Linked DNA regions of Homo sapiens: region 1 is linked to region 2. A link is a loop called in an ENCODE intact Hi-C map of the cell type or tissue named here. Cell type or tissue: PC-3. All regions are shown on one strand. Each heading gives the region's core, and the rest is flanking DNA. Links, peaks and the distances in the headings are about the cores only.

Evidence for each region. Hi-C counts contacts between places; a loop is a spot of excess contacts. Peaks named below come from ENCODE experiments on the same cell type or tissue, not always from the same donor. Only the 100,000 strongest peaks of a DNase experiment are listed, where the experiment ranks them.
Region 1: a loop joins it to region 2, with 9 times the contacts of the local background. A loop is called at or near these places in 67 of 110 quality-filtered maps.

What each region holds. Positions count from the first base shown.
Region 1 is chr10:63,162,181-63,176,908 of GRCh38, reverse strand. JMJD1C (jumonji domain containing 1C) reads left to right here. Exons shown (of 26, transcript NM_032776.3): 24 at 436-612; 25 at 8,343-8,474; 26 at 8,775-9,684. The coding sequence ends at 8,864. Among named protein-coding and RNA genes, the nearest start is that of NRBF2, 36 kb to the right of the region's middle. In PC-3, for the core only: CTCF peaks have their summits at 9,719 and 9,928 (motif pointing left); DNase peaks (open chromatin) are centred at 9,918 and 12,388.
Region 2 is chr10:63,625,340-63,641,616 of GRCh38, reverse strand. It overlaps the pseudogene MRPL35P2. Among named protein-coding and RNA genes, the nearest start is that of REEP3, 110 kb to the right of the region's middle. RefSeq lists silencers at 4,449-4,548, 10,962-11,291 and enhancers at 11,762-11,811, 11,822-12,001, 12,392-12,601. In PC-3, for the core only: a CTCF peak has its summit at 7,720 (motif pointing right); DNase peaks (open chromatin) are centred at 7,726, 10,716, 11,176, 11,286 and 1 weaker place; H3K4me3 peaks cover 2,034 bases; H3K27ac peaks cover 3,194 bases.

The sequences.
Region 1 (14,728 bases), core at 6,729-14,728, 470 kb after region 2:
TAGCCATGTAAAGGTATTTATACTTACCTCAAAAAAGGATCAATAAATGTTTATGAAATCCATACATATGAATGGTTTGGCTTTTGGTAAAAAAAAAAAAAAAAAAAAAATACCCTGTTCCTCATCCATGTGCTATACTTTTGAAACAGTTATAAGGAAGGAAACCAGATAGATGGAAACTTCATAGTGGAAGGAGGTGGTGAGAAGGAAGTAGTAAACTGTTAAGAGCATTTCAGCATTGCTGTATTGTTTTAATATTCTTTGGCTTTCCAAATTATTGCAGAATGTTATTTTTTAACTGAAGAAGCTCATTCAGTTGTTCCATTGATTCTGAGAAGAAAAGATTTGTTATTACAAATAAAATTGAAATTTAACTGAACAGGATTTACCATTTCCTTACTTAAATTGGAGTGTCTATTTTAATTCATATTTCAGATTTCAAAAGAACAAGGCCTTGAAGTTCTACCAGAACATGATCCAATACGTGACCAAAGTTGGTATGTGAACAAAAAGCTCCGTCAAAGGCTGCTTGAAGAATATGGAGTCAGAACCTGTACTCTTATTCAGTTCCTTGGTGATGCTATTGTTTTGCCAGCGGGAGCACTTCATCAGGTATATACAAACTTATTTCTAACATATTTTTTACTGACTGAAAGAACTAGTTTTGAAAAAAAAATTGCTCTTAGTATAGATATAAATGGAAGAAGATGCAAATAAGAGAATTACCTGCACCAGTCTGCCTTTATTAGAATGACATCTCAGTGCTTGCAGAAATCTCACATAATTTCCTTAAGATTTTAAATTGTTTTAACATGAGCCAGATTTCTATTTGTATACTGTCTCCGATTTAATAGATCGAAATCTGATTTTTAAGCCCTCCTGGTGACATGTATACCTCTGAATAGTGAGGCTTAAAAGCATGGGGGGACACAGTATACAGACTTTTTATCAGGCTTTAAGCATACCTCCTACCTTTCTTCAGCATGCTAGCATATCAGGGGCCTGTCTAAAGAAAGATGGTATGTAATTTATATAACTGTTGATCCACAAAACATAAAAACTAAAATAAATACCTAGTTTAAAATACCTAATTTTTCCAGCACCGGGAAAAATGGCATAGAATAGATGCAGTGGTTATGGAGGGTGGGATTAAAAGTACACAGTGGATTCCTATAGGTGGAATGGGGCTACTACAGCCCAGGTTAACCCTTAAAATTAACAAGGTGTACCAGGGAAACCAGAAAAAACTCAAAAGCTGCTTTGCCTCAACAGTTGGTTCTCCACCTTTTCCACTGCTAAGTAATTGAGATGTAGCTGATGTATATTAGTTTACCAAGGAAACTTTCTCACATTTTATATAAGTATAGTCATTGACTGTTTTAGCATTTATGGCACTCTTCCATACAAATACTACTTAGGTGATAATAATTGCTTAGCTTTTAGGATGTGTCAGATTCAGGGTCAGATTTATCATTATTAGATCTCAAATGGCATTTATGATACAGTAGTAAAATACAAATGTCATAATAATAAATACCTTTTTCTCTATGATAATTTCCTGGAAAAAATGTATTTACATTAAGTGGTTATATTTTCCCATGGACTTATGATTATTTCAGAGATGTCATATTATTTATGTTTCATGTTTAATCTGGGATTCACCCTATACACCATTTCTTTGACTTCTAGACTCTTAGCAGAAAATAGCTAATCTGTATTCAAATGTAAATGCTCTCAAAAGAAGAGCCTATTTAAGAGACTAGTATTATAAATCTTTTTGTACATAGGAATAATCCTTTGATAATACAAAGTAGATTCCCTTGAAGATCTTTATTCACATATTGAATTTATCCAATGTCAGTTTTTATAAAGTTAACCTAGGTAGTGTAGTCATTTTTGTAAATTGAGATATAATTTGCATATAGTGAAATTTACCTTATTTAATGTATAATTCTGTGAGTTTCAACAAATGCATAGTTAGGTAACAACATAATCAAAATGTAGAACAATTCCATCACTCCGAAAAAATTCCCTCTTGCAGTTTTTTTTTTTGTTTTTTGTTTTTTGTTTTTTTGAGACAGAGTCTTGCTCTTGTTGCCCAGGCTAGAGCTCAGTGGCGCGATCTTGGCTCACTGCAACCTCTGCCTTCCGGGTTCAAGCGATTCTCCTGCCTCAGCCTCCCGAGTAGCTGCGGATTACAGGCATGCACCACCACGCCTGTCTAATTTTGTATTTTTAGTAGAGATGGGGTTTTTCCACGTTGGTCAGGCTGGTCTCGAACTCCTGACTTCAGGTAATCTGTCTGCCTTGGCCTCCCAAAGTGCTGGGATTACAGGCATGAGCCACCATGCTCGGCATCCTCTTGCACTTTTATAGTCAGCCTCTTCCCACCCAAAGTTCCTGCAACTAATCTGCTTTTTTGTCCCTATAGTTCCTCTTTTATGAGTATGCTGTAAATTTGGACTCACACAGTATGTACCCTTTAAGTCTGGCTTTTCTTAATGTATTTGAGATTCATTCCTATTGTTGTATTTATCAGTTGATTCTTTTTTTATTGCTGGGTAGTTGTATGAATATTTTTTTCATTTTTTAAATCCGTACATTCACCAGCTGAAGTACATTTTGGTTTTTTCCACTTTGGGGCAATAATAGATAAAGCTATCATAAACATTCATATACATGGTTTTATGTGAACAAAGATTTTTATTTCTGTTAAGTAAATACTGAATGGTGGGATTGCCTGGTGATACTATAATGTATGATTAAATTTAAGAAACTGCCAGACTATTCTCTAAATTGGTTGTTCCATTTTCATTTCCCAGTGCAGGGTTATGTGAGTTTCATTTCCTCTGCTTCCTCACTAGTGCTTGTTACTGTCAGTTTTGTTTTTAGACCATTCTAGTAAGTGTACAGTGGTGTCTCATGGTGGTTTTACTTTGTACTTTCTTAATGACTAAACATTGGGCATCTTTTTATATCTTCATTTGCCATCTGTATATCTACTTTGGTTAAATATGTGTTCAAATATTCTGTCTATTTAGCTGCTTTTTTTCTTACTGAGTTTTGAGTGTTTTTTGCCAATTTCTGATAATGTCTTTTATCTGATAATGTGTTTTACAAATACATTTTCCTTTCCTGTAGCTTCTCTTTTCAAAGAGCATTTTTTTTTCATTTTTCCATTTTTTAAAAGACAGTATCTTGCTCTGTTGCCCAGGTTAGAGTGCAGTGGCACAGTCATAGCTCACTGTAATCTCAAACTCCTGGGTTCAAGTGATCCCCCCACCACACCCTCCTGAGTAGCTAGTACTGTAGATGGACACCACCATGCCCAGCTGATTTTTTAATTTTTTGTGGAGATGGGGTCTTGCTGTGTTGCTCAGGCTGGTCTCGAACTCCTAAGCTCAGGCAATCTTCCTGCCTTGGCCTCCCAAAGTGTTGGGATTGTAGGCATGAGCCAACCCACCTGGCTGGTTTTTTCCATTTTGATGAGGTCCAGTTGATCAGTTTCTCTTTTATGGATGGTATTTTCATAGTATCTACAAAATTGTTGCCTAGCCCAAGATCACTCAGATTTTCTCCTCATTTTCTTCTAGAACCATTATAGTTTGAGGTCCTACATTTGGGTATGCAATGTAGTTCATCTTTGTATGTAGTGCATAGTATGGAGCGAGGTTCAATTTTTTGCATATGGGCATTTGGCTGTTCCAGTACTATTTGTTGAAAATACTACTTTTTAATGTTTTTCTTTTGAAAATGTAATACATAAACAGAAAAATTCAAAAGTATAAAAAGTTCACGGTGAAAATTCAGTATCTCACATTTTTCCCCCAGTTCCTTTTTTCCAGATGCAATCATTGTTACCCCAAAGAGATTCCATGCTTACACTTGTGTCCCTGCTGCTACTTTTTTGGGAACAGTGGTCTTTTAGTAGGCTCAAAGTGACCTTGTTAAAAAGTTAGGTTGGTTTACATATCCACACTTCCCCCTCTGTCTCACTGCCTTCATCTCGTATGGCTCTCCTAGTTCCTCTCTAGCCATCCTGCCCTCTTTGCTTCTTTCACACACACCAAGTATGTTTCCCCCCTCCCCCAGGGTTTTTGTGCTTCTTAATCTTTTTTGCTTGGAATCGTTTTTCTGTCAGGTATCTGTAAGACTTGCTTCTTTACACTTTTTTAGGCTTCATTCAAATTTCACCTTCTTGGTGAGGTCTAGTTTAAAGCTGTAAATTGTGTCCCCCAACTTTCTGTCGTCTTTCCTGCTTTATTTTCCTCCATTTCAGTTGTCACCTTAAAATATGCTTTATAATTTACTCACTTTGCTTGTCTTTTAACCCCCACTGGAACGTAAGCATGATGAAGTAAGAGATTTATCTTTTCCATTGCTCTCTTCCCATGCCTAGAATAATGCACTTAATGTTTGTATTATTAATAAGTCTCTATTCTGAAGGCCAGAAAATACGTTCTCAGTAACAACATGTTTTTGCACAAGGGTAGAGGAAAACAAATTTATGGCTTTCTATAATTTATATGTATTGGGCTTTTTGTAAAACATGTAAATGTTTACTTCTTCCTATATGTGCTTTCTCTGGCTACTTCCAAAAGTTTACTTAGGTTGGAATCCACTTTATGTCTATACACATTTTCTTTGAGATAGTTAGAAAATTCACATAGATTATAGAAACAAGATTACATCTATAAAAAATGTTATATCTAAATACACCAAGGCAGCATATATGACCTAGACTGACAAATTATATTCTGAGCTCTGCCACTAAATTGCTGAGTGATCCAAAACAAGATCTAACTTCTTTGCTACATATTTTGGCACAGAAATTGCCAGCTGTACAAAAGGGAATTGCTACCTTTCCTCTCCTGTGGGGTGTAATGACAACAACACAGCTCTTTATACTCTGTTGAAAGGATGTTGTCCGTAATTCACAATTGGTGGCAATGCAGTTTTAAGAGAAAATTCAAGGGAAGTAATAAGTGTTTACAATATTAACCTGGATTTGAGATGCATTATTACTTACAACCTGTTTAGGTCTTAGAAGTTCTGAAAACTGTTAATGACTTCAACACTTCCAGTAGGCTATAGGTGGCCCTCAGAATAATCAGACTCTAAATCAGTATTCTGACACTTCAGCATATGTTAGAATTTCATGGAGGGCTTGATAAAGCAGATTGCTGTACCCCACCACCAGAGTTTCTGATTTCAATGGGTCTGGGGAGGGACCTGAAACTATAGATTTCTGACAAGTTTCCAGGAAATGCTGATTTTACTGTTCAGGGACCACACTTTGGAAACCACACAAATAGGAATCTCATGCAAACCCAAGGCACCTATCAAAAAATTTTCAACCAAGTGATTCTGCATGACAAGGGCCAGCAGTGCTAGGGAAGAAACAACATTCTGTTCTTTGGCCCGTCAGCAATGACCATTGCCAGAGCCAAACTGAGAAGAGTGGGCTGTCTGTTCAAGGAAGCTGAGATATATAATCTTAGCAAGCTGAGGGAAAGCAGCATAGCCACAGCCCTCTTTATATGCTAAGAACTATTCTAGAATTGGAGACTTACAAATCTTACCTTGGTAACTGGGACTCAGTCTGTGAAACTCCTGTACATCCCTCCACAGAGCAATGACCCTGACCTCCAGGATTTTTGTCTCAGCTGTAGTATTCTGAGGTTTAGAGTGGCCTTTACTTAAAAACAGCAACAGTTGTTTTTTTTTTAAGTTAACACATAATCTTTAGTAAAATTTGTCGAAAAATACTAACTTTGATTGTGTTTGGTCATTTATCATGAGTTTAGAAAATTGTAAAGTTGTAATTCTCTGTATTTATATGACCAAAAGGACTTCTTGGCAAAATCTTTCCACACTAAGTTCTCACAAATAACTGAGTAAATAGCAATCACAGTGTCAATATAATAACCTTCCTACTATGAATACAAATTATATTTTCTTAACATTACCTATTTATAATTATAACTGATGCTTTTAGGCAAGTATGAATAAGACAATGTCAAGGAAGTGAAATATAAATGAGTCAAATGTGGCAAAGAAAAGGGATAATCAGAATGAGAAGCTGAGTTGTGTTCTGCTTTAAAACTGAACCTTGGCTCTTCAAAGTAACCCTCAAGCCTTTATCCAAAATATATCAGGTAGGGGTCATTAGGAAACCTAATAGCATCTTGTAAGCACTAATAAAGGTTACTGTTCTAAAAGTCATTTTAAAACAACCATAAGCTGGCAAAGACTGACAGAATGAACTTTTTCAGAACTCTGGAATCTAATTGAAAACTTACAACAGCAACCAAGAGACTGCTTAATGAAGAAAAGGGCAGCTGATTTTTGGCATTTAAGGAAATCTCTGTTAGGTAACTGGCTGACCAGTGAGATAGTGGAACAGAGACTTCAGTGACCACACCCAACAAGGAATACTGCCTTTGCAAAAACAGTTTGGAAAAGTCACTAAACAAATGGATGACTGGAGCCCTCAGGAATCAACAACAGCAAACCCTGAGGCAGGGAGAGAATATGATTACCCATTGTAATGTTCAGATGCCCAGTTTTCAACAGAAAGGTATAAGGCATACACAGAAAGAGGAAAGTATGGCCCATTCAAAGGGAGAAAATAAATTGGCAAAAACCTTCCCCGGGAAGCCCAGACATTGGACTTACTACTAGACAACTGTCTTAAATATGCTCAAAGAGCCAGCAGAAATCAGGAAAACGATGGATGAACAAAGTGAGAATATCAATAAATTATATAAAAAAAGAACCAAGTATACATTTTGGAGCTACAAATGATTTTAGGACATGCTAGAGCTAGATATACCAAAAGTTCTTTCATGCTAAAACTTTGGAAAGACTTACTCTCCTTAAGTTCAGATAAATGAAAGACATAAGGAGAGAGGGCATTTGGAGACTCTGTATGCTGGTATGAGAGTTAATAAGCAGGACTGTAAAGCATCTGTTAGACAAGACACCGCAGGAGTTGGGCTCCTGTTGACTTGCCATTTATTGGCTGATTTGTCTTGGGACAGGCGCTGAACATCTCATCCATAGTTTCCTGCTCTGTGAAATAGAGCATCTGTTCTACAGACACATTATGAAGAGCCAGTGAGACTGTACAGAAATGCTGAAAATGTGAGGCATCCACTATGTTCATCCTCCAGAGGAACCAACAGCCTAATGATTAAAGAAAGAGAATGTTTACTTTACTATGCTACCAAGTTATCAATAGAGGCACAGTGCTTGAGTTAAAGAACTCTGCAGACTTCAGCAGCTGTTCAGGTGGTCATTATGCCCAGAGGAGGAATTCTAGCCCCTCTGGAATTCCATCACCCTATCATCAATTAGATTTTTTTTCCCCACAGTCTCCATTTCCCACTTACTATCTCTTTCATCTCACTCCTCCCAATTAAATTTATTTTGCATACTTAGAGTAACTTTAAATGCTTAGTTTTTCAATTATTTCTCCTTTCCCAGGAATTTTTATGATGTTTTTTAATATCACTAGAAGACAATCTAGAAACACCACAAATCCCAGATTGGATCAGCTTGGGCCTTCCTCTGTTGTTTTACTGGCATTAATAGAAAGCAGCTCTAATAGTCAAGTGCAAAGTCAGTTTGTAAATGCTGAACAAATAACAGATAAGACTATTGACTGGCTTCTTGGGAAAACTGTTTGGTCAGGAGAGAGAAAACTGTTGAAAAACTGTTGTACTGATGTCACCGGTGATTGAAGGGGTATCTTTAATTGGCTAATTTGAAAGAAAGTCACAAAAGAAAGGCATGAATAACCAAAATCCTGGGATATTTCTGAAACTCAGTCGAGGTCAGTAGATCTGTCTGGGACTACATTTTCCATCCCAGTTCCTAACAAAGTTTCATTTTCTTTTCTTTATTCTCTGATGTAAGAGTTAACAGTGAAATGACCAAAATCCTGAAAGCCAATGGAGCAACAATAAACATACTCAGATAGATTGCCTCATAAATTCTTTCAAGTTAGTTTTTAAAAGTAACACATTTTTTAAAAGTCCACTTTGGCAAAATTGATAATTTAATATCTGGTTATCAGCCTCTCCAAAGGATTCCTGGAAAAGTTATTTTCTTTTTATCATTTAAAAATATTCCATTTACAAAGTCACTTTACATGAAGCTTTTCAGTGACATAACTTTCTCATAAAATGTGGTCTTCTGCTTTAAAATCCATTTGATGTTTTGGAGAAAGTAAATTCTCCAGCAGAATTGTCTCTTGTGTTTATTGGTTTTAAATAACTTGGCTTTTCTTTGCTCCACCTCCTAAAACTTGTATTTCACGGTTTTTCTTTTGGGGATAGGTTCAGAATTTTCACAGCTGTATTCAGGTAACTGAAGATTTTGTGTCTCCAGAACATCTTGTAGAGTCATTTCATTTAACACAGGAACTGAGACTTTTGAAGGAAGAAATCAATTATGATGATAAACTACAGGTAAGAGTTGGGTGTTCTAGGTCCTGTTCTTCAGGCTTTTTATATTCAGAAATATGATACATGTATAACAGCTTAGGCAGTCATTGCCTAGTTGGTCACATTAGGGTGACAACCAAAGATTAACACCAACATGTATTTAATTGTATGATTTATAGTGTCCCTTTTGGCTTAACACTTTCAAACATTTTTCTTATATTTGGCTTTCCTAGTTCCCTATTATTTTTTTAAATCTGGAAGTTGTCATTTTTTAATTAATTTCTGTCGAACTGAAGTGATTAGAAATATCAACATCTCTTTCAGGTTAAAAATATTTTGTATCATGCAGTCAAAGAAATGGTGAGAGCCTTGAAGATACACGAGGATGAAGTAGAGGATATGGAAGAAAATTAAGTGTGATCCAGTTTGATATTTTTAGGTTGTTGAACTGGGATTACTTAACCTTGAATGATGATATGTATGCACACTGACTTTAAGCTTCATAAAACCATCAGTGCCAAGAAATTCTCTTTGTAGTAATTACTTGTTACTGACACCACAGCAGTATAGCATATGTCACAGCTCCTGTGATTCAATGTTATAAAACAAGCAGAATTTTAAAAGCAGCACTATATAGCTGTTTTGTATTATAGTGTATATGATGTTTGTGAAAATGCCAGATTTAAAATGATGTATTTATTTTTGGTAAAAAATAAAAAATTCTATGCTATATTGTTGATCAAGTGTAAATGTGACCTTGTACAGTTTACTAAAATTACTGATATTTTTCACTACATTGAGACAGTTACTGTGAGAATAGGACACAAACACCAGCTATTGCCTGCATCTGGGAAATTGCTGAATCGCACAGCAGTCATGTCATAATCAGAAAATTACTGCCAAATAATTGTAAAATTTGTAAAGTATAAAGTATATAAAGTAGATACTAAATACAGACACTTCAATATTTTGTTGAAGCTATTGACTGTACAATTAAACATTTTCAAAAGGTGTAATTTATTTAAAATTGTCTCATTTTGGTAAAATTTATGTGAACTTTTAAAGCTAAATATTAAACTTAATATGCTATGTAAATATATACATATATACATTTAATGATGTATTTTTTTAAAACATTGGCTTGCTTTTGTTAAAGTGCAAGTGTTACATATGGCTTTGTACATTAAAGTTGAAAGGGGTTTTACATTTTCCATTAAAAGGACTTTATCAAAAATTGACTTTTTCCAGAGTACTCCCTCTGTTGACAAGCATGACACTGGGGGCAGAGAAGAGCCCGAAGTCAGTCATCCTGGGTATAAATATGAGTTCTGCCACTTACTGTATGACCTTAGAAAGTTATTTTAATTAATTTGAAGTCTTGGTTTTAATAGCTGGCTGCTATTGTCGGTTGGTTAAGGCTGACATATTCCCAACCCTTTAAGTTACTGGAAAGATGTAGCTCTCCACTGACACCTGCAGGATATTGAGAGGATAGCCTTTCTTCTCAACTGAAAGCATTCAGCTTAAAAGAAAAAAGTGGGAGTCCAAGTTGTGACACCTTGCAAGTTGCTTAGTTTATACTGTTTTTCCTTATGTCACCATCGTTTAGCTCCATGTAATCTGTTACAACACCCTCCACTTCAGGCAAGGTTCAGCCAGGAATGTGAGCAATTACATTTCATGTGAATTACCTACATGTGGCATTTCACATTAATTACCTATACTTATCATGGGATGGATAATGACTACTTGGCTAGAAAGAAAAATTGGCCTGAGGAATATTTCAGATGATTTTGTGAACCTTCTTTGGTGAGCTTTTGACTTTTTTAAATACCATTTTTCCAAATGTGCCTCAGCTGATAAAGTGGCTTTTGTCTAATGCTTTCATATGTTCCATCTGATTTAATTTTGATGTAAAATTAAGTGAAAGCCAAGGTGTTAATTCTGGAGTAGAGTACCACCTGCTGGTCCCCTAAAGCCTGCCAGGATCCCAAAGTCTGTGGTGATTGTTTTTCCTCAAAACCTTTTGCTTCTCTTGCTCTTGCATGAGCCACCTTTTAACCATATTTACAACTTATTCTGAATAGCTGAAGCTAACGAAGATAAAGCCAGGTAATGTGGCTTGTTTCAGTGCAAACCCACCTTAATGACAGTATTCTATCCGTAGTCTGAAGAATATTGTATCCATAGTCTGAATTCCATGCTGCTGACCTAATTAATTCCTTGTAAATCTGGGGTGAAGAGAGAGGACCATAATGCTTACATCCTTAATGACATTTGTAAGCTTTTTGGAAGGCTGGGGAGTTGATTGATTGCTGATTACTCCCTAATCACTGGAGCAGTTCCTCTGGCCTTTTTCTCTCCATCCTTTTGGTTGGGTCTGATGCGCCTCAGGAGTATGTCTGAGTATGTCAGCTCCCTCCAGACGGTGGTATGGTGTTATCTTAAATGTGTACAATAATTTGAGAAACAACAAAGAGCCTTTATAAAGGGAAAGTCGTGGTGAATACTTTACTTTAGTTCTTTCCCATTCTAGTGTATAATGTTTTTTGAGACACTCTCGCTCTGTTGCCCAGGCTGCAGTGCAGTGGTGCAATCATAGCTCACTGTAGCCTTGAACTCCTGGGCTCAGGTGATCCTCCTGCCTCAACCTCCCGAGTAGCTGGGACTATAGGCACGCATCACTGTGCTCAGCTAATTTTTTTTTCTTTTGGAGACTGAGTTTCACTCTGTCACCCAGGCTGGAGTGCAATGGCGTGATCTTGGCTCACTGCAACTTCCGCCTCCCAGGTTCAAGTGATTCTCCTGCCTCAGACTCCGGAGTAGCTGGGACTACAGGTGCATGCCACCACACTTGGCTAATTTTTCTATTTTTCATAGAGATGATGGGGTTTCACTACGTTGGCGAGGCTGGTCTCGAACTCCTTACCTGATGATCTGCCAGTCTCAGCCTCTCAAAGTGCTGGGATTAGAGGCGTGATTTTTAAAATGTTATTTATTTATTTATTTTATTTATTTATTTATTTATTTATTTAGAAGAGATGAGGTCTCTCTCACTACGTTACCAAGGCTGGTCTCTCCTGAGCTCAAGTGATCTTCCCACCTCAGCCTCCCAAAGTGCTGGGATTACAAGTGTAAGCCACCACACCTGGCCCTAATTGATAATGTTTTTACTGGAATATGGATTTTTCATGAATAATCAATACGTGCATTCAAATTCATTTCTGCCATGCATCTGGGGACTGTAATACCCAGACGAATCAGTGTCTGGTTTTCTGTCACTTCCCTTCTTGGTAGATGGGTTATGGATTTAATAACATCTGGGTAAAATTAATAAGCTTCAGAAAAGTGCTGTCATACCTTTACTTTGCTCTGTGCATGTATACCATAGATAGATTGATACAACATGTTCTGTTTCTAGATGCCAGCCTATTAAAGATGCTCTCACAAATGAGATCAGCAGTCAGCCATGGGAGAGGAAAAAGTGATTTAGTTATTCTATATAATGGTTTTTTTGTTTTTTGTTTTTGTTTTTGTTTTTGATACGGAGTTTGCTAATTTGCTGTTGTCATCCAGGCTGGAGTGCAGTGGCACCATCTCGGCTCCCTGCAACCTCTGCCTCCCAGATTCAAGTGATTCTCCTGCCTCAGCCTCCCAAGTAGGTGAAGTTACAGGCCCACACCACCATGCCCAGCTAATTTTTGTATTTTTAGTGGGGATAGGGTTTCACCATGTTGGCCAAGGCTGGTCTTGAACTCCTGACCTCAGGTGATCCGCCCACCTTGGCCATCCAGAGTGCTGGGATTACAAGCGTGGGACACCACGCCCAGCTAGTTATCATTCTGTATTCAATACAGTATTCAGTATGAATTGGGATAACAAGTTGGCCAAGACACAAGGTTATGTATGCTGCCAGGCCTGTCACCAGGATGCAGACTCAGACCTTTCCAACTGCAAAAGTTATGACATGGCCTGGTTATGCAATTACTATGTAAACCTAGATAGATATGCTTTGAAACCGTATAAAAATATAGCAAATGTGAGTAGTATGTGAAGTACTTTGGCTCCCACAGTAATCAGCCTGGTTCTTTTAATGACAATTAATTGACTTTTAAGTGACAATGAAATGTTGGCAGGCTCCAGGTCACTGGCTGCATGCCTTGTAAGTTAGTTCCCTTTCTTGGCTGGGGAGGTTTTCACAACTGGCTATAGCTAAAACAGGATTGTCCTTCTGTGTCTTGTCTGTGAAAAAGACCTCAGCCCTGGGGCCAGCGGAGGGTATACCAAGGACCTGTGTTGTATGGGTGGGTCAAATGGACTCCACTTTGAGAGGAAGGGCATTATGGGTACAGAAGCCAACACCACCTCACCACCCCTTAGTCTTTGACCCAAATTTTGCAGATGATAAAAGATGTGGAGAGCTGGATGAGTAAACAAATACACTTTGGGAGGCCAAGGTGGGCAGATCACGAGGCCAGAAGTTTGAGACCAGCCTGGCCAACATGGTGAAACCCCTTCTCTACTAAAAATATAAAAATCAGCTGGGCCTGGTGGCACAGGCCTGTAGTCCCAGCTACTCTGTAGACTGAGGCACCAGAATTGCTTGAATCTGGGAGGCAGAGGTTGCAGTGAGCCAAGACCGTGCCACTGCACTCCAGCCTGGGCGACAGAGCAAGACTTTCTCAAAAAAATAGAAAAAAAAAATGAGAAGGAAGTATAAGATGAGATGCGAACTGACTGCTTTCCCAAGGAGAGCGAGTGTGGTCCTCTGGCAGCATAGTAAGGATGGTAACTGACAGGTGGGGCTACTGTGGAATATGGAAACAACGGTTCAAGGTAGGTGATACAGGTTTGCTTTAGTAAGTGGAAGAAGTTCAAGATAAAGACTCAGGGATCACTGTTTCCAGCCACACATGCCATGCCCTACGTAAGTGTAAGGTAGAACTATCTTGGGCCACGTGCGGTGGCCCACGCCTGTAATCCCAGCACTTTGGGAGGCTGAGGCGGATGGATCACCTGAGGTCAGAAGTTCGAGACCAGCCTTACCAACATGGTGAAACCCCATCTCTACTAAAAATACAAAAAATTAGCTGGGTGTGGTGGTGCAGGCGTGTAATCCCAGCTACTCAGGGGGCTTAGGCAGGAGAATTGCTTGAACCCGGGAGGCGGAGGTTGCAGTGAGTCGAGATTGTGCCACTGCACTCCAGCCTGGGAGACAGAGCAAGACTCTGTCTCAAAACAAAAAATAAACTTGTATTTACAACTTATTCAAAAGTGTTAGGCAGGCATTGGTGATGTGATGGTTAAAAAATTTTAAAAAAGATGCTGAGGATTGGCCCATCTATGCTAAATATTATATAACAGGTATATACAAAGTATTTGGAAAAGCTGTAATAAATTTTGCCTGGGGTTAGGGAAGGCTTCAGAAAGGTAGTATTTGCACAACCCTTCAAGTAACAAAAAGGACAGCAAATGTGTACATATTTAGATCTCCGTTTGGCCCTTTTTTATAAACACATTCACTGAGACTTCTATACACTTTTCAAGAGAGATTTACAAAGTCATTCACTCTTCATTTCTTGTTCTAGAAGGGCAGCAGGGAAGGAGCTGCTTCTTGGAATGGCCTTTATAAGAGGTGAATGTCAAATAGACAAATTCCTATCATAGATGTCCAGTAAACAACTACCAGGATGTCATAGGCAAGTCAATGTAGTCTCATCTCTCCCATTCTATAGATAAAATACAATCACATTATTTTCACATTAAACATCTAGAAGATACTGTGGTAGCCTGAGGCGTTTTTCTTAATCAGTGAACTGAGGCCGGGCATGATGGTTCATGCCTGTAATCCTAGCACTTTGAGAGGCTGAGGCCGGCAGATTACTTGAGGTCAGGAGTTCGAGACCAGGCTGGGCAACATGGTGAAACCCCGTCTCTACTAAAAATACAAAAATTAGCTGGGTGTATTGGTGCATGCCTGTAATCCCAGCTACTCTGGAGTCTGAGGCAGGAGAATAGCTCGAACCCAAGAGACAGAGGTTGCAGTGAGCCCAAGATCACACCACTGTACTCTAGCATGGGTGACACAGCCAGACCCCGCCTCCCAAAACAAACAAAAAAACATTTTATAGCCAACCTAATATATTTATTTTATCCCCTAATTTATTTGGGAGTGGGTAATCCGTATGTGGGGACTCGTCCCCAAAATTTTTGAATAACTAGAATTTACTCCTGTTTTGCAGAAACAAATTATGTTGAACAACAAAATATTTTATTAA
Region 2 (16,277 bases), core at 3,727-11,726:
TAAAGTGACATATGTTTTGGTTTGTGGTCTGTTTATATGTTCCAGAGATGTTTACTTCATATCTTAATCACTTTAACAGCCTTAATGCTTTGGCCTTGATAAAGTTTAGTATATAATATATTCCTCATTTATAGCTCTGATAGCTTTAATTTTCTGAAAACTATCAAATTTTGCCATCTGTTATATTTCATGGGAAGTTTAGTGAAACCCTTCATTAGTAATCTAGTAGTTATGGCTTGTTGACATTTCCATCATAAGTTCTAATTTTGAATTATTTATGTATAACTGAGGTTTTACTTTACATTGGGCTGAAAGTCAAAAGAATTTCAGATAGCCTTTGTGAATGCTGACCTAGATTCATTACATACAGCAGAACCATATTTTATAAGAACATGGGAAAAATATGTAATTTGCTTTTATAATGAAAAGAACTTAGTATTTTAAGTATGAAGTTTAGCTGGTAATTAATATGAATCAGATTATTTTGCTTTAAAAAATAAACTCTGGGGCTGGGCACAGTGGCTCACACTTGTAATCCCAGCACTTTGGGAGGCCAAAATGGCGGATCACTTGAGGTCAGGAGTTCAAGACCAGCTTGGGCAACATGGTGAAACCCAGTCTCTACAAAAATTAGCCAGGTGTGCCAGGTTCCGTGGCTCACGCCTGTAATTCCAGCACTTTGGGAGGCTGAGGTGGGTGGATCAACTGAGGTTGGGAGTTCGAGACCAGCCTGACCAACATGGAGAAACCCTGCCTCTACCAAAAATACAAATTTAGCTGAGTGTGGTGGCACATGCCTGTAATCTCAGCTACTCGGGAGGCTGAGGCAGGAGAATCACTCGAATCTGGGAGGTGGAGGTTGCGGTGAGCCAAGATCATGCCATTGCACTCCAGCCTGGGCAACAAGAATGAAACTCCGTCTCAAAAAAAAAACCAAAAAACAAAAATTAGCCAGGTGTGGTGGTGCACACCTGGAGTCCCAGCCACTTGGGACACTAAGGTGGCAGAATCACTTGAGCATGGGCGATTGAGGCTGCAGTGAGCTGAGATCACACCACTGCACTCTAGCCTGTGTGACTGAGTGAAACCCTGTTTCAAAAAAAATATATATATATATGTGTGTGTATATACACACACATATACGTGTATATGTGTATGTATATGTATATGTGTGAATATATATAAACTTCTGAAAACAGATTTTAAAAATAACTGTGCAATTTGAATATAATTGGAATTTTAGTATTTTCATTAAGAATGTTATGCTTTGCTTTCTATGATTATCTTTAATTGAAGGCCTAAGAGAATAATATAATGTATAAAATAAAACATGACCAACAGCAAATATTTTCTAATTGTATTAATATTAACAAAATAACGAGTGCTTATCTAATGAACCTTAAGTGGTTCTGTAATAAATCACAAGAGATGTCTTTGATTTATAAATGTGTTAATATTTTCTCAAGGGTTTCCAGTTATTAAAAAGTTAATGTCCCAATATCAGAGTCGTAACTGTCTTTTTTGTATGACGCCATTTGTACCCTAAAAGTTTTTTTTTTTTTTTGAGACGGAGTCTCACTCTCGCCCAGTCTGGAGTGCAGTGGCGCCATCTCGGCTCACTGCAAACTCCGCCTTCCGGGTTCACACCATTCTCCTGCCTCAGCCTCCCGAGTAGCTGGAACTACAGGCGCCCACCATCACGCCCAGCTAATTTTTTTTGTATTTTTAGTAGAGACGGGGTTTCACTGTGTTAGCCAGGATGGTCTCGATCTCCTGACCTCGTGATCCGCCCGCCTCAGCCTCCCAAAAGTGCTGGGATTACAGGCGTGAGCCACCGCGCCTGGCTCTAAAAGTTTTATATTCAAAATAATTCTTAGAAAAGTTAGGATAGTGTTGATTCTGTTCCTCTAATAGAAACTTGATGTGTTTTCATGATATTAATATAGATTTACTCTAATTTCATTATGACTATACAAGCATTCATTATTTAGTAGCTTAATTTTTTTGTTTAAATATGCTGTTGTCGTTTTAATAGGTCTTGGTGATTTTAAATATCAGCTCCTGCTATTGTTTTCAAATTCTAGTCTTGACCGTGTGATTTTTTTTTTTTAAACACAGTATTTTTATCAACTACCATGGAAAGTTCATATTTCATAGGCTGACTGGGAGAAAACAGTAATTTGTGATGCTAATACATCAATTTACTTATAATAGAGTAAAAATATTATATTGGTATTTATAGAATCACAAAATAAACAATTTTTGTTAAGCTCAATTAATATAGGACAAATTTTGTCTAGTTTTAGGCTATGATGTAGCAAACAGTTTATTATAACTTTAAATTTTCTCTTCCAATATAACAAAGCAAATGTTAACAGTTGCAATTACGATTTTTAGATTGTTATCTAAGTTTATTTATTATTAGGTAATTGTATTTAAAACAAAGCAGTAAAATATATTGGGAAAGGGTTATGTTTATAGAGGGCTTCTTAATGTGTTATATTTCTGAAATGTAAACATACCTTTTTTCATGCTTAAGTAGAAAAGAAATAAAATTAAAAAATAAAAAAATTATTGTAAAGTGCATTTATCAAATTGAACCATTTGGGTGGTCTTGACACACTTTTGGTTGAGTATTAACTTCAGTGTAGTAACTGTTAAAGTACAATTTTTATTTAAGATATGCCTCTGAGATTTCAAAAACATGTACATATGTTCATAGAAAAAATATGGCCAGGATATATTCCAAAATGTTAATAGAAGTTTTTTCCTCAAGGAAAGTGATTTTTATTTCCTTTTTCATATTTTCTGTATTTTCCAAATTTCCTATAGTAAGTATATTACTTTTGAATAATAAACCAATAGGCTGGGTGCAGTGGCTCACGCCTATAATCCCAGCACTATGGGAGGTTGAGGTGGGAGGATCACCTGAGGTCAGGAGTTCAAGACCAGCCTGGCCAACATGGCGAAACCCCATCTCCACTAAAAATACAAAAATTAGCCGGGTGTGGTGGTGTGTGCCTGTAATACCAGCTACTTGGGAGGCTGAGGCACAATAATCACTTGAACCCGGGAGGCAGAAGTTGCAGTGAGCTGAAATTGTGCCACTGCACTCCAGCCTGGGTGACACAGCAAGACTCTGTATCAAAAATAAAAATAAAAAGAAACCAATAAATGCTAACAAAGAACTTGAGAGGAATGACCATCTGATTCAATTGGTAAAACTTCTCTTTAATAAGAGGACTGGAAAGCAGGCAAGGAGAGATCTTAGAGTGTATCCTGGAGTTTAAGGAGAGCTAGTGAAAGATTTGAGTCTGGCAAAGATCACCGTAGGTGCAGTGTAAAGAATGGATTAGAAGGGAGTAAGTGAGAGGTACAAAGTCCTCTTAGTAGGCGTTTGCAAGAATCTGAAGGAAAAAACTCTGAGGTCTTCGTTTATATTGAGAAACAAACCTTGTGTACTTTCTGAGATCTCCAGAGTGCCTGTTGCTTTACTTTTGAAGTTGGAACAAGTACCACACCTTGAGCTTGGGATCTGCCTTCCTGAGAGCCGCCAAGCGGCCAGATGACACAATCCAATTCAGGGGTGTTTATCTCTCCATGGGGTAAACCTTCACCAATGGCAAATGGATCCAGGAGAGAGACAGGAAGACACACTCACTCTTTTTTCTCATGTGGAATAGTCCAAGATGGAGTTCTTCCTTGTTAACCCTTCCAGGGACGTCCCATGCCTGCTGAGTGACCTGTTGTATGACTGCACAACAGTAAACAGTATAACAGTGCATCTCACTGTGTCCCATCTTCCCCTCCTCTTCCCCCTCCTTAGCAGACTGCTTTGTGCCCTGCTTTCTACAGTAGCTGGGCTTACACCACTTTTACCAACATAGTGGCACCAGGAGCGAGTGAAGAGGAGAACAAAACTTCAAGAGATATTTGGAAGGTAGTATTGGCACCAGTTTGGTGGCTGACCTAATGTGGGGAGTGAATGAGGGGGGTATATTTAAGACGACGCCTAGGTTTCTTTTTCTTTCTTTTCTTTTTTCTTTTCTTTTTTTTGAGACGGAGTCACTCTGTTGCCCAGGCTGGAGTACAGTGGCACGATCTTGGCTCACTGCAGCCTCTGCCTCCCAGGTTTAAGCGATTCTCCTGCCTCAGCCTCCCGAGTAGCTAGGATTACAGGTATGTACCACCACACCCAGCTAATTTTTGTAATTTTACTAGAGACGGGGTTTCACCATGTTGGCCAGGCTGGTCTCGAACTCCTGACCTCAGGTGATCCTCCCACCTCGGCCTCCCAAAGTGCTGGGATTACAGGCGTGAGCTACTGTGCCTGGCCCAACTCCTAGTTTCTAACTTGGACAACTAAGTGGCTAGTACTAGCACAATTCCTAGCACATATTAAGCCCTCAGGGAATATTTACTGGATGAATAAATGCATGACTTATGGGACCATAACTAAGGTAAAGACTGCAGAAGGTGTTTATTATTGAATCATATGTAGAATACCTCAAGGAGGTTTCACAAACACTAGTTGGAGGTGTTTGCAGTCCTTTCTAAAGAGGCATTCATACAGTTATATATGAACGAGTCAAGGCCCTAGAAAGAGAAGTGAAAAGCTGAGCCTAGAAGGGTGCTGACAGCCTGTCCACAGTTCAAACAGGTTTCATTCTTGTTCAACCCGAATATGGACCTAATCTGTTCCAAATAAGCTGAGTTTAAACTATTTCAATTGTCCATGATTCACAAAGCATCCCGGCCCAGTTCACATAGTGCTAAATCTAGAACCTCTAATTTCTGAGCTATTTTCATTTTACGAAAACCACAGAAAAACAGAGCTAAAAAGCCTTCCAAAGGTTATCTGGCCCACTCCCCTAGTTCAGGAATGATTTGGTACACAGGTTTAGCAAGATCACTGGTATTTATTTTTCTGTAGAGCTGACTGACACTCAACTACCAAATAACAATATTATGTTATGGAAATGCCAGCCAAGAAAAGCCTACAGAATTAAAAAGGAAGAAACATCTTTTTTTCAACTATAATTGGGTGGTGTCCCCTGAAGGTACAGTTTTTTGCAAAGTTAGGGATATTTTGGCTTAAATGGAATTTATGGCTAAGCAAAAATGCTAGACTAGCAATGGTTATAAAATAATTATTGTACTTGGTGCTAAAACTAAAATTACTGGTCTAAAAGCATGATGAAAATTCCAATGCCAGTCACTTCAGAGTAGCATCTTTTTTTTTTTTAGATGGAGTCACGCTCTATCGCCCAGGCTGGAGTGCAGTGGCGCGATCTTGGCTCACTGCAAGCTCCGCCTCCTGGGTTCACGCCATTCTCCTGCCTCAGCCTCCCGAGTAGCTGGGACTACAGGCGCCCGCCACCACACCTGGCTAATTTTTTTGTAGTTTTAGTAGAGACGGGGTTTCATCATTTTAGCCAGGATGGTCTGAATCTCCTGACCTCGTGATCCACCCACCTCGGCCTCCCAAAGTGCTGGGCAGAGTAGTATCTTATAAGTACTCAAGTTATAAAGTCCCCAAGAAAGGGGAGAACCAAGTACAGCCAAATAGGTTTGCTTTAAAAATACTCAGACATGGCTTACTATGTTCTAGGCACTGTTCTAAGATATTTATATTATTAATTTAATCCTTATAACAATCCTATAGAGGTAGTACTATTATTAGCCTCATTTCATGGATGAAGAAACTGAGGCATTGAAAGCGTAAGTAACTTCCCCAAGGTCAGACACTAACGTGGTGAATCCAGGACTCAAACTCATTACGGAACTTCTCTGCATGTAAGGGCCATGCTGTTCAAACTGTCAGCATCTTTAAACACCCAGCATGGCACATTGATCATACTGTGAATAGCACAGGGGAACTAAGAGATAAAGTAGATTCACATCTCCCATCTCATACTTGTTCTAGTGCATACATTTACTGAGCAAAATAGTAAACACACTTCCTCACACTATTTAAATTGTTCTCATTCTTTCTCTGTCACTGAGTGACCGTAGTTTGATTTGCATATTTATTGGGTGCCTTTTCTATGACAGGTACAGTTTTGGACTGGAAGTTCCTTGTTGAACAAGATTGACCAAGTCCCTACACTCATAGAACATGCATTCTAGAGGTAAAGCAAACAATAATCAAGTAAACAGGTAAACAGGATATTTGATAAGAGATGTGAAGGTGAATAAAGTAGGGCAATTGGTTAGGGAACGGCTACGGCTACGGTGCTTCATTTATATTAGGGGTGGTGATGAGGGAAGTCCTCTCTGAGGCAACATTTGAGCAGAGACCTGAGTGAGGTAAGAGAGAAAGCCATGTGACGGTCTGGGGGTTGAAAACAGAGGAAACAGCAAATGCAAGACCCTAAAGCAGTAGTCCGCTTCATATTTCTGAGGAACAGTGAGAAGGCCAGTTCCTGGAGAGGAATGAACAGGGAAGAAAGTGATAGAGGATGAGGTGAGAAGATTAGGCAAGAGTCCAGTCATATAGGTTGTGGTGAGGGAGTGTGGATTTTATCCAAGTGTGAAAAGAAACTACTAAAGGATTTTGAATAGTAGAGTGAGCACATTTCATTTGTATTTTTTAAAAAAACCGCTTTGGCTGCTGTGTGGAGAATGAAATATACGGTGAAGGAGTGGAAGCAGGGAAAATACTTAAGAGGTGATTGCAGCAGGTTGGGCAAGAAATGATGGTGGTTTGGACTAGTTGCTAGTGCAGGAGGTAGTAAGAAGGGATGGGGTTTGGGATACATCCATATCCATAAATTAGAGCTGAGAGGGATGGCTGCTTTTGCCTTTGCTGGTGCAGTGAGAGCAGCTTCAGGAATCCGATGGCTCTTGAATATTTTGGCATCTTCAGCATACAGAAACTGTGTCAAGAATGCCTCTCTTATTTCTGCATTGTCCACTGGACGTTTCAGTCATATTTAGACACCAGTTGTTTCCTCCACTTCCAGACTTAACCACATCTGAGAGAAACCTGACATGTGGGCATACTTCAGCGATCCTTAATAGAGTGTCCCCCTTGCTTCCGAGTGTCCTGAAGCTGCCAGTCAGATCTCTAACATACTTCAGTACATGAAAAGACAAGAGAAAGACTGTGAAAGCTGTCATCTACAGGTTTCTTCGACTTCATTGTGGCCTTTGGGTGAGGTGAAAGGCTGGTTAAAAGAAAAAAATTATGGAAAAAGGAACCTGCAAGAAAAAAGCGATTGAGGGAATTTGTATTCTGCAATAAAACCCAGAGTAAACTCTTAAGATAAAATGGCGACGTCATTCTGGGAGAGGTAAAACTGGTATGTCCATGATCCTTATCAGAAGTATCATGATTGAACAAACCTGAAAGTATAGATCAGAAGTTTCACTTGTTTCTCAGTTATTGAATATGTATCTTTGTGTACATGCTATCTTTGCAAAAATGGAGAAGATGATGTAAATTGTACCAATGAATATGTAAACATACAGTGACAATATTAAACTTATAAAAGTTTTAAAAAAAATTAGACCTAAGAGGAAGGGCTGATCCACTGGATGTGGAGTGTGAGGGAGGTAATTTAGGGAGATGAGGGAGCTGTGTTATTATTTGGGAAATATTTCTCAGGGAAGATGATGAGAAAAAAATTGCATAGGAGGCATCTGAAGGTAAAATGGGACTAGAGCCCTGACCACAAAGGCCACAGCTCTATCCTGAGGAACTTTCTGAGAACATGACAGGAGACCCACAAGAGGGCACACTTCTCTCTTCCAGCCAAAATTATGGACACCTTCCATTCCAGTCCCTTCTGCTGCTGAAAAGTCATCCTTCAGACCACGATCATAGACAAAAGAAGAAAATTCTACCTGTTTTGTAGGTATTAGGAAGACTCACAGGGTGATCTGTGTGTATACAGAATCTATACTATAGATAAGCCAGAAATAAATACATAGGTACCTCTTATTTTTAAAATATATATACCAATGTATATATTAATATATCCACTATATATATTGAAATATGTTGGCCGGGCACCGTGGCTCACACCTGTAATCCCAGCACTTTAGGAGGCTGAGGCGGGCGGATCACAAGGTCAGGAATTCGAGACAAGCCTGGCCAACATGGTGAAATCTCGTCTCTACTAAAAATACAAAATTTAGCTGGGCGTGGTGGCACACGCCTGCAGTCCCAGCTACTCGGGAGGCTGAGGCAGGAAAATTGCTTGAACTCGGGGGGTGGAGGTTGCAGTGAGCCGAGATCATGCCATTGCTCTCCAGCCTGGGTGACAGAGTGAGACTTTATCTCAAAAAAAAAAAAAAAAAAAAAGGAAAGAAATACGACTGGGCGTGGTGGCTCATGTCTGTAATCCCAGCACTTTGTGAGGCTGAGGCAGGCGGATCACGAGGTCAAGAGATCGAGACCATCCTGGCCAACATAGTGAAACCCCATTTCTACTTAAAAAAAACAAAACAAAACAAAACAAAAAAACAAAAAACAAAAAACTAGCTGGGCATGGTGGCATGCGCCTTGTAGTCCCAGCTACTTAGGAGGCCAAGGCAGGAGAATCACTTGAACCTGGGAAGCAGAGGTTGCAGTGAGCCAAGATCATGCCACTGCACTCCAGTCTGGTGACAGGGCGCGACTCTTGTCTCAAAAAAAAAAAAAAGAAAGAAATACGTTAATATATACCTGGTTATAGACACTTTACCTTGCTTTATAATTCAGTACTGGTCTGAGTTCCTTAGCCTCTCTTCACTCCATGGTTTTTTTTTCTCTTTCTCCTTTTTTTTTTTTTTATTAAGAGACAGGGTCTCACTATGTTGCCCACACTAGTCTCAAACTCCTGGGCTCAAGCGATCCTCCTGCCTCAGCCTCCCAAAGTCTGGGATTTCAGGTGTGAGCCACCACACTTGGTCATGATATTTTGTCAAGCCCAAAGCCTCTCAAAGTCCTTCCCCTCCTGGTCAGGGCTCTGGAATACACAGAAAATACCTGGACACAGCTACCTTTGAAACCAAAGAGTTTGAGTGCAGGAAGGAAGAACTAGTCCAACCCTTCTTTAACTTTAAAGCAAAGGAAGCTGAGCCTGAAAAATTTAAAAGACTCCTATAGTTTCAGCAGCTCCCCTCTATACGCAATAGCCCTGACCTTTTCAGAATTGCACTTTCTGTGCATCTAATATATTTTTGAGTTCCCAAATTTTCACTTAATACAGAGGTTGCCTTGATCAGATTCTTCTAAAATTCCAAAGGAAGAAGGGGCTACACAGAAAAAGGAAGAGGATGTTTTCAACATACATCTGTTAATACCTTATCATCACCCTAGTGAAATTTTCTGAAAGAACGAACAATCTTCTTTGGGAAGTGGTTATAATGGGAAACCCAGAAGTCAAATCCATGTTTTAAAAGGCTTTCACAGTATGACGAAAGACTAGGTATGCATCATTATCATTTCATCCAATTTCCTCTAGTTAGACTGAAAGCCCTGCCAGGGCAAGGACTGGAGATGTGCCTAGAGTGTTGTGGGTTTTATTCATTCAACGAATGTATTAAAACTCATACTCCTTTTAAAAAAGGATCTCTGGAGGCTACCCAGTTACCATTGCCCACACCTTTCATTTTGGTGGTAAACAGTCTACTCACATTGATAATAACAATTATGTTCTTCCTATGCATTAAACTTTGTGTTAAGCACTTGATTTGCAGTATCATTAATCCTTAACCCTTACACCACTCCTATGCTACTCTAAAATATACAGTTACATTTTAGAAATGATGAAGCTTGCCAGGCATGGTGGCTCACGCCTGTAATCTCAACACTTTGGGAGGCTGAGCTGGGAGGAATGCTTGAGGCTAGGAATTTCAGGCGAGCCTGGGCAACATAGTGAGTCCCCTATCTCTAAAAAACAAAAATAAAAAATTAACCAGGTGTGGTGGCATGCGACTGTAACCCTTGCTGGTTGGGAGGCTGAGGCCAGAGGATAGTCTGAGCCCAGGGGTTTGAGGCTGCAACGAGCTAGGATCGTGCCATTGTACTTTAGCCTGCGCAACACAGTGAGACCCTGTCTCTAAGCAGCACCAGGGGCAAAAGACATTATGCAATTTGCCACAATTCACAGAAATAAGCAATGGAAGAGCTCATATTTGAAAACTTACCGCAGGCATTTAGTATCCTGTTTTGTTTTGATTCTTAGTGAAGCCTGGCAGTCTTTGGGAGAGGAAACCCCAAGGCTTGTTCAGAGTTTCAGCTGGTGAATAAGGTGGGACCCATTCATGCACTTCGCCCCCACCGGGAGATGTGCCATAAATTGAAGACTGTGAATAGTCACTGGTTTTGTAAAAGACTATGTGTCAACTGGGACCATCCGATGAAAAAGGACCAACATCATTTAACATAATTTTCTTGTTGGTTATGATTTTTTCTCTAAGGATATTTCCCCCCTCTGGTTTTCTAAATTGTCACAAAACATTTGCGCAACGACCTGGGGTGTTATGACACCCTTAGATGAAAATCTGAGGACAGCTTGGATGAAGAATAACTTTTAAGTAACAACATAGTCCGCCCTCGCCTTGGTTAAACAAATCGAATGGAAACGATTTGTTCAAGATGGGAGCATCAAATAGACGCAAGCTCTTCGAAACAGCCCTGATTCCCTGGCAAACGCTGTTGCTTAGCGAAACGTCAAAACCCCTGCGTGCAAACAAACGTCTGAGGGGCGCACCCGCCTTGAGCAAGCTTCTCCCGGCAGCTCGGGCTTTGGAGAACGTCTGGAGGACATTGGTAGCTCCTCCCTCTCCGGTTAAGGACTTGGTAGGGGGAAGAGGGCAGAGGATCCAGGATCTCCGGGTCGGGTCATCTGGGTTGACGCGTCCTGACACCCAGGACGGTGCAGGGGAGCTCCGGGGCGAGTCGCTTCGCGCCAGGAAAGGCCTGCGTCTCAGCGCTGGAACAGAGGGGAGAAGCAGAGGGGAGCCCCGCCCTCGGTCCAGTTCTGGAGCAGTGCGCCCCTCCCCCGCCCCGGAAACGTCCCCGCCGCCCCTCCCTCCACCACCACCTCCCGGGGACCTAGGTTGTAAAATCCCACGCAGTGGGGCGGGCACGGTGACGGGGGTGGGGCGGGTGGCGTAAGGCGCCACCGCCCACTGGCACGGCACCAGCGCCCTCCAGCACCCAACCGCCGCCTCCCTCTCCCCGGCGCGGCTCCAGCCTCCCCCCGCCAGCCCAGCCCCCCCAGCGTGGCTCCAGCCTCACTGCACCCACCCACCCTGCACCGCAACCTCCCAGCACCCTAGCTGCCCGGCCGGCCCAGCTCGGCTCTGGAGGGCGTCCCTCGCATCTGGACTCCCTCTGCCCGAGGGAGGAGCCGCAGCCGCGGTCGCCCCGCCCCTGGCGTTCTTTGACTCCCCCGGCCTCTTGGACATCTGGGTGCGGGGGTTAGTGCATCAGATGTGGCTCCTGGGCCGCCAGATGTGCGCGTTCCCCGCCCGGGGCAGGCGGCCGGCGAGTCTGGGAGGACGCGTGGGAGGGGCTGGGAGTTTTCCCTCCTAGCAGACTTAAAAGCCAGCAGAACCTCCAGCCCCCTGGGCTCCCGGCCTGGGCCTCCTGGGTCTCCGGGACGCACTGCCCAACGGAAAAGTTTTCAGCCCAGTCTGTGCCTCGCCGCCAAGCAGCCCTTGGGGCTTCTCAAAGTGGTAGAGAAAATAGGACAGCTCTACAGGATGCCCCAAAGAAAACCCTCATTTGTCGACCAGGCGACCTTAGTGCTGGCGTGGGACTACAGCTGCGCAGCCAGCAAACCCCAGTTGGGGGAGGGGGAGAAGTGGCAGTAGAGTTCGCATCTGGGGCTTGCTCTAAAGCGCTCTTTGACTGCTTTTGGATTCCATATTTGAAGTTGAGAGTCGTATTCCACCTGGTACAGGCAGTTCAGGGCAGGAGAAAAGCCAAGTGAACTCTGTGACTCAATCCCCTTGGAATGTGCCTGGAATAATAATAGGGACTTGAAAGGGTTTTATGGCCGAGGTGGCTAGTGGAGAGCAGTCTCCTACGCCTTGCAGTTGGCGGTCGGCCGAGGGGGGCAGTATTGCCTTATGCAGAGCTTCTGCGCCTGCAAACGGGACAAAAATAGTCGGAGCATCTGGTTTAAATCAACCAAAAAGCATTTCTATCAGCTTAATCCACCGGCCTACAGAACTGACAGAACAGGACAAGCCAAATATATTCCCGGTACTCTTTTAACACTCCAATAATAGCTAAGCCCAATCACACTTTACCGCTGGGATTTCTGTGTCCTACCATACAACTGTCGTTATTTTATAGATGTTGCAAATTAAACTTCCTTTTCTGGAGTTGTGTGTGGGCATGTGCTTAAGCAGTTACATTTGCAAGCAACGCTCGACTACGCTGCCCTTTTCGTTTTCCTTTTTCTTTCTCTCTTTTGGTATGAGGTCTTAGAATAGTCAAAAGTATCTAAGGCCAACATATGGGTTGCTTACACCACTAAATATATAGCTGCATTTCCCTCTCTTAACGCCCTAATCAGGATTCCAAAGGCAAGTTGGAACAAAAGAAAAAACGTGTCTGAGTGTAAAGGGAGAATTTGTGCCAAGAATTACAGTCGCAGGGTAAATAACCTTGTTTTCTCCTTCATCAGTGGCCGCTACCAAGTCCCGTTCTTGGAAAGTGGCCAACAGTCTGTCTGGTGGAGGGTGCTGCTAATTAGAGAGAGCCCATAAACCTCTCTGTCAAAGAGGGCATGTGACCTTCTCTTCAAGTCTGAACAATAAAGCCGGCGAACTGCAGACTGCACTCAACACTGGCTGCCCCGCGGATTCCCTAAATAGGAACAGGATGAAGGCCAGGCTCAAGAGGTTACCATAGCTCTGCTCCCACACTTTGAGGAATCGGTCACTCCACTTCCCCATATAACTTGTTTCAATTACTCTCTACAATCTATTTAGAGGAGAGCAGCTTGCAGAGAGCACTCATTGTCTAATCTAAATGAGGAAGCAATTATTACTTGCTGCAGTCTAATGTGCTTTGAGACTGGTGGGTCAAAGAGCAACCTGATTTCTTGTAACGTGTCTTTGCACTTTGGAAGATACACCTTTTTAATGACATTTATTTACTCCTGCTTTTAGGACACATTTTTCTTTCTATTAAGATTACAAAATTAAGGTGTTTTTCCCCTTCTCAGTCTTCAATGTCCTTTTTAATTTTAGAATTTAAGCTATTGTAAACACCCCAAGTACTTTTGCATATTGTTTAATGTTAAATATTATTTTTTTTAGTGCTTTCTTATAGGCATGTTCTCTGATTATAGCAAAATAGAGTTCTCTAAGTCTTCCCTTCTTTGTTTAATTTACCTCCCTGGGAGCCCCCTTGCTAGCTTTAATTTTATACAACATGTTGTAAACTATAAATAATACAGCTCCACTTTCCTAGAACATATGGAAACTGTCGCCTGCTATATATCCTAACTGTACTTGCTTTCAGCTTAAAGACTGAATAAAGTTAATCTCCTGTGTAAAAAGGCATTTAGCCTTTTGTGTGTGTGTGTGTGCATTTTATTAGTTAAAACCCAGTATGGAACAGCACATGAAATTCTTGTTGTGAACAGAGCACATAAAAGGGTTTACAAGGTGTGGTTTGAAGAGAGGAAGCCGTGGAACAAATGTTGGTGGAAAGGAGAGGAAGGAAGGAAAGCACTTCCTGAGAGGATACTCCTCCTGTTTCAGCTGCATCCTCTCTTCAGATTCTTCCTGTTTGTCTTAGTCCATAACTGATAGTAAATTATTTGTCTTCATTTTTTTCTATTCACTTTAAAAGCATCCTTTCTCTCTGTACTAAAGCTACTCTTGAAACCAAATCCATTAACTTCCAATGACTTAACAACTTTACTTCATTTAACATTCTGATAATCTGAAACTTTTGTATTATATAATACATGTATGGAAGGAATCATTTCCATGTTAACTTTCCAAGTATTCTGTGATCTCTAAGACAACCAACTGTGACGTAATTAACAACAGAGTCCGAAGTCACAAACATTGCGGTTGCTTGGGTCGTAGGTTGGTCACTGTTTTTTGTTTTTGTTTTTGAGACAGCATCTCACTGTGTCACCTAGGCTGAAGTGTGGTGGTGCAATCACAGCTCATTGTAGCCTCAATTTCCCGGGCTCAAGCGATCCTCTTGCCTCAGCCCCGCAAATAGCTGGGACTACAGGTGTGCGCCAGCCACCACGTCCAGCTAATTTTTGTATTTTTTATAGAGATGGGGTTTTGCCATGTTGCCCAGGCTGGTCTCCAACTGTGCTCAAGTGATCCGCCCGCCTCACCCTCCCAAAGTGTTGGGATTACAGGCATGAGCCACTGCACCCGGTCACAGGTTGGTCACTAGTGAGTCTCTGCGTATTTGTAAAATCGGGATGATGCCTCTTCGCAAAGTGTGAAAACAAACATATACTACTGTTGGTTATCACAACTGAATGTAAGGGGCATCACAAGCCTTATAAAGTATTAATTCTTCTTCCAAATACATCACGTGCTACAACATCCCCTTTCGTTACAAGATAAATTAATAAAATATTTATAATTTCTACATACTGAATTTATGACTTTATATTTTGAAGTGGAGTTTCTTTTGGAATTTTTTTTTTTTGAGACAAGGTCTCACTTTGTCACCCAGGCTGGAGTGCAGCACAATCTCAGCTCACTGCAGCTTTGACCTCCCAAGGTTTAAGCAATCCTCCCAGCTTAGCCCCCCAATTAGCTGGGAATATGGGCATGCGCCACGACACCCAGCTAATTTTTGTATTTTTTCATAGAGATGGGGTTTTGCCATGTTGCCCAGGCTGGTATTGAACTCCTGGCCTCGAGTGACCCACTCACCTTGGCCTCCCAAAGTGCTAGGATTACAGGCGTGAGCCACCACGCCTAGCTTTTGGAATTTAATTTTAAGGATACTGTGATAGTTAATTTTATGTGTCAAATTTGGCTAGGCCATGGTACCCAGGCATTTGATCAAACAGTAGTCTATGTGGCTGTAAAGGTATTTTCTAGATGTAATTAGTGTTTAAGTCAGTAGACTTTGAGTAAAACAGATTACTCTCCATAATGTGGATGAGCCTCATCCAACGGTGAAGGGAGAATTCTACCAGCAGAATTACCTTTGTACTTGAAACATCAGCTCTTCCTTGGGTCTCTGGTGTATTGGCCCACCCTGTAGATTTTGAACTTGCCAGTGTCCACAATCACCAGTCAATCCCTTGAAATAAATCTTTCTCTACATATCTTATTTGTTCTTTTTCTTTGGAGAACCTTGACTAATTCAGGTACTTACTATTGACTCTTAGCACTACCATATCTATTGTAGCCCTCAAATTGAGAGTGACTTAAATTATGCTTAGCATTGCCATGGGGGAAATGCCCACATATACCCCATGTTTCCCAGTAGTTTAACATCCTGTCAAAACACATTAGAATTCAGCCAGATATTCTAACCTGGCTTCATTAACTCTCCTCACGCATCTTTTCCAAATCTCAGCATTAAACAGTGATTGGAAGAGAAAAACACAAGACTGATGTGCAAAAGCATCTGATCCTGTTCTCTCCCTTCACAACTTTCTTTTTATGAGTATTCCCCAAGGCACCGGTTGAAAATATAAGAAACTGTGGCAGTCCTAAGGGACTCAAGGTTAAAAGTCACCTTGAAAAATTTGCAAGGCTACTGAAAATGTAGTAAGGTTTCAAGAGTGAGATGGTCAGATTCAGGATGTATTCTGGAGATAAGACAGCCAAAACAATTTACCAATGTATTGGATGTAAGAGGTAGGGGAAGGGAACCAATAATTAAAAAACAAAAACTGCTCTGAGAGAACCACATGAATTATTCAATAGCCAAGAATAAATTCTAGAATAAATAATACTCAAATAATCCAAACATTGATTTGGTTGGTAATGGTGAATTCATTTTATTAAGAGCAAGAATTGTTTCCCTTAAATTAATTCTATGCTACTTTACTTGGATATAAGCATTGTGCAGAAACCTAACAGTGCTCTCATAAGAAGCAGGTAATCAGTGGATATTTTTGAATTAAAAAAAAAATAGATGCTGATTTGATTTGCACATAATGCCAAAATAACACGCTTGCCTTTTTCTCTCTTAATCTGGGATTGTAAGGTAAACAGTACGCATGGTGACTTTCCTGCTTTTGTTGAGCATGGTCCTTTAGTTATTTACACTTATAGACAATTATCAATCCTGTGCTTTAAAATTTCAATTCAAAGCATTGTCTTAT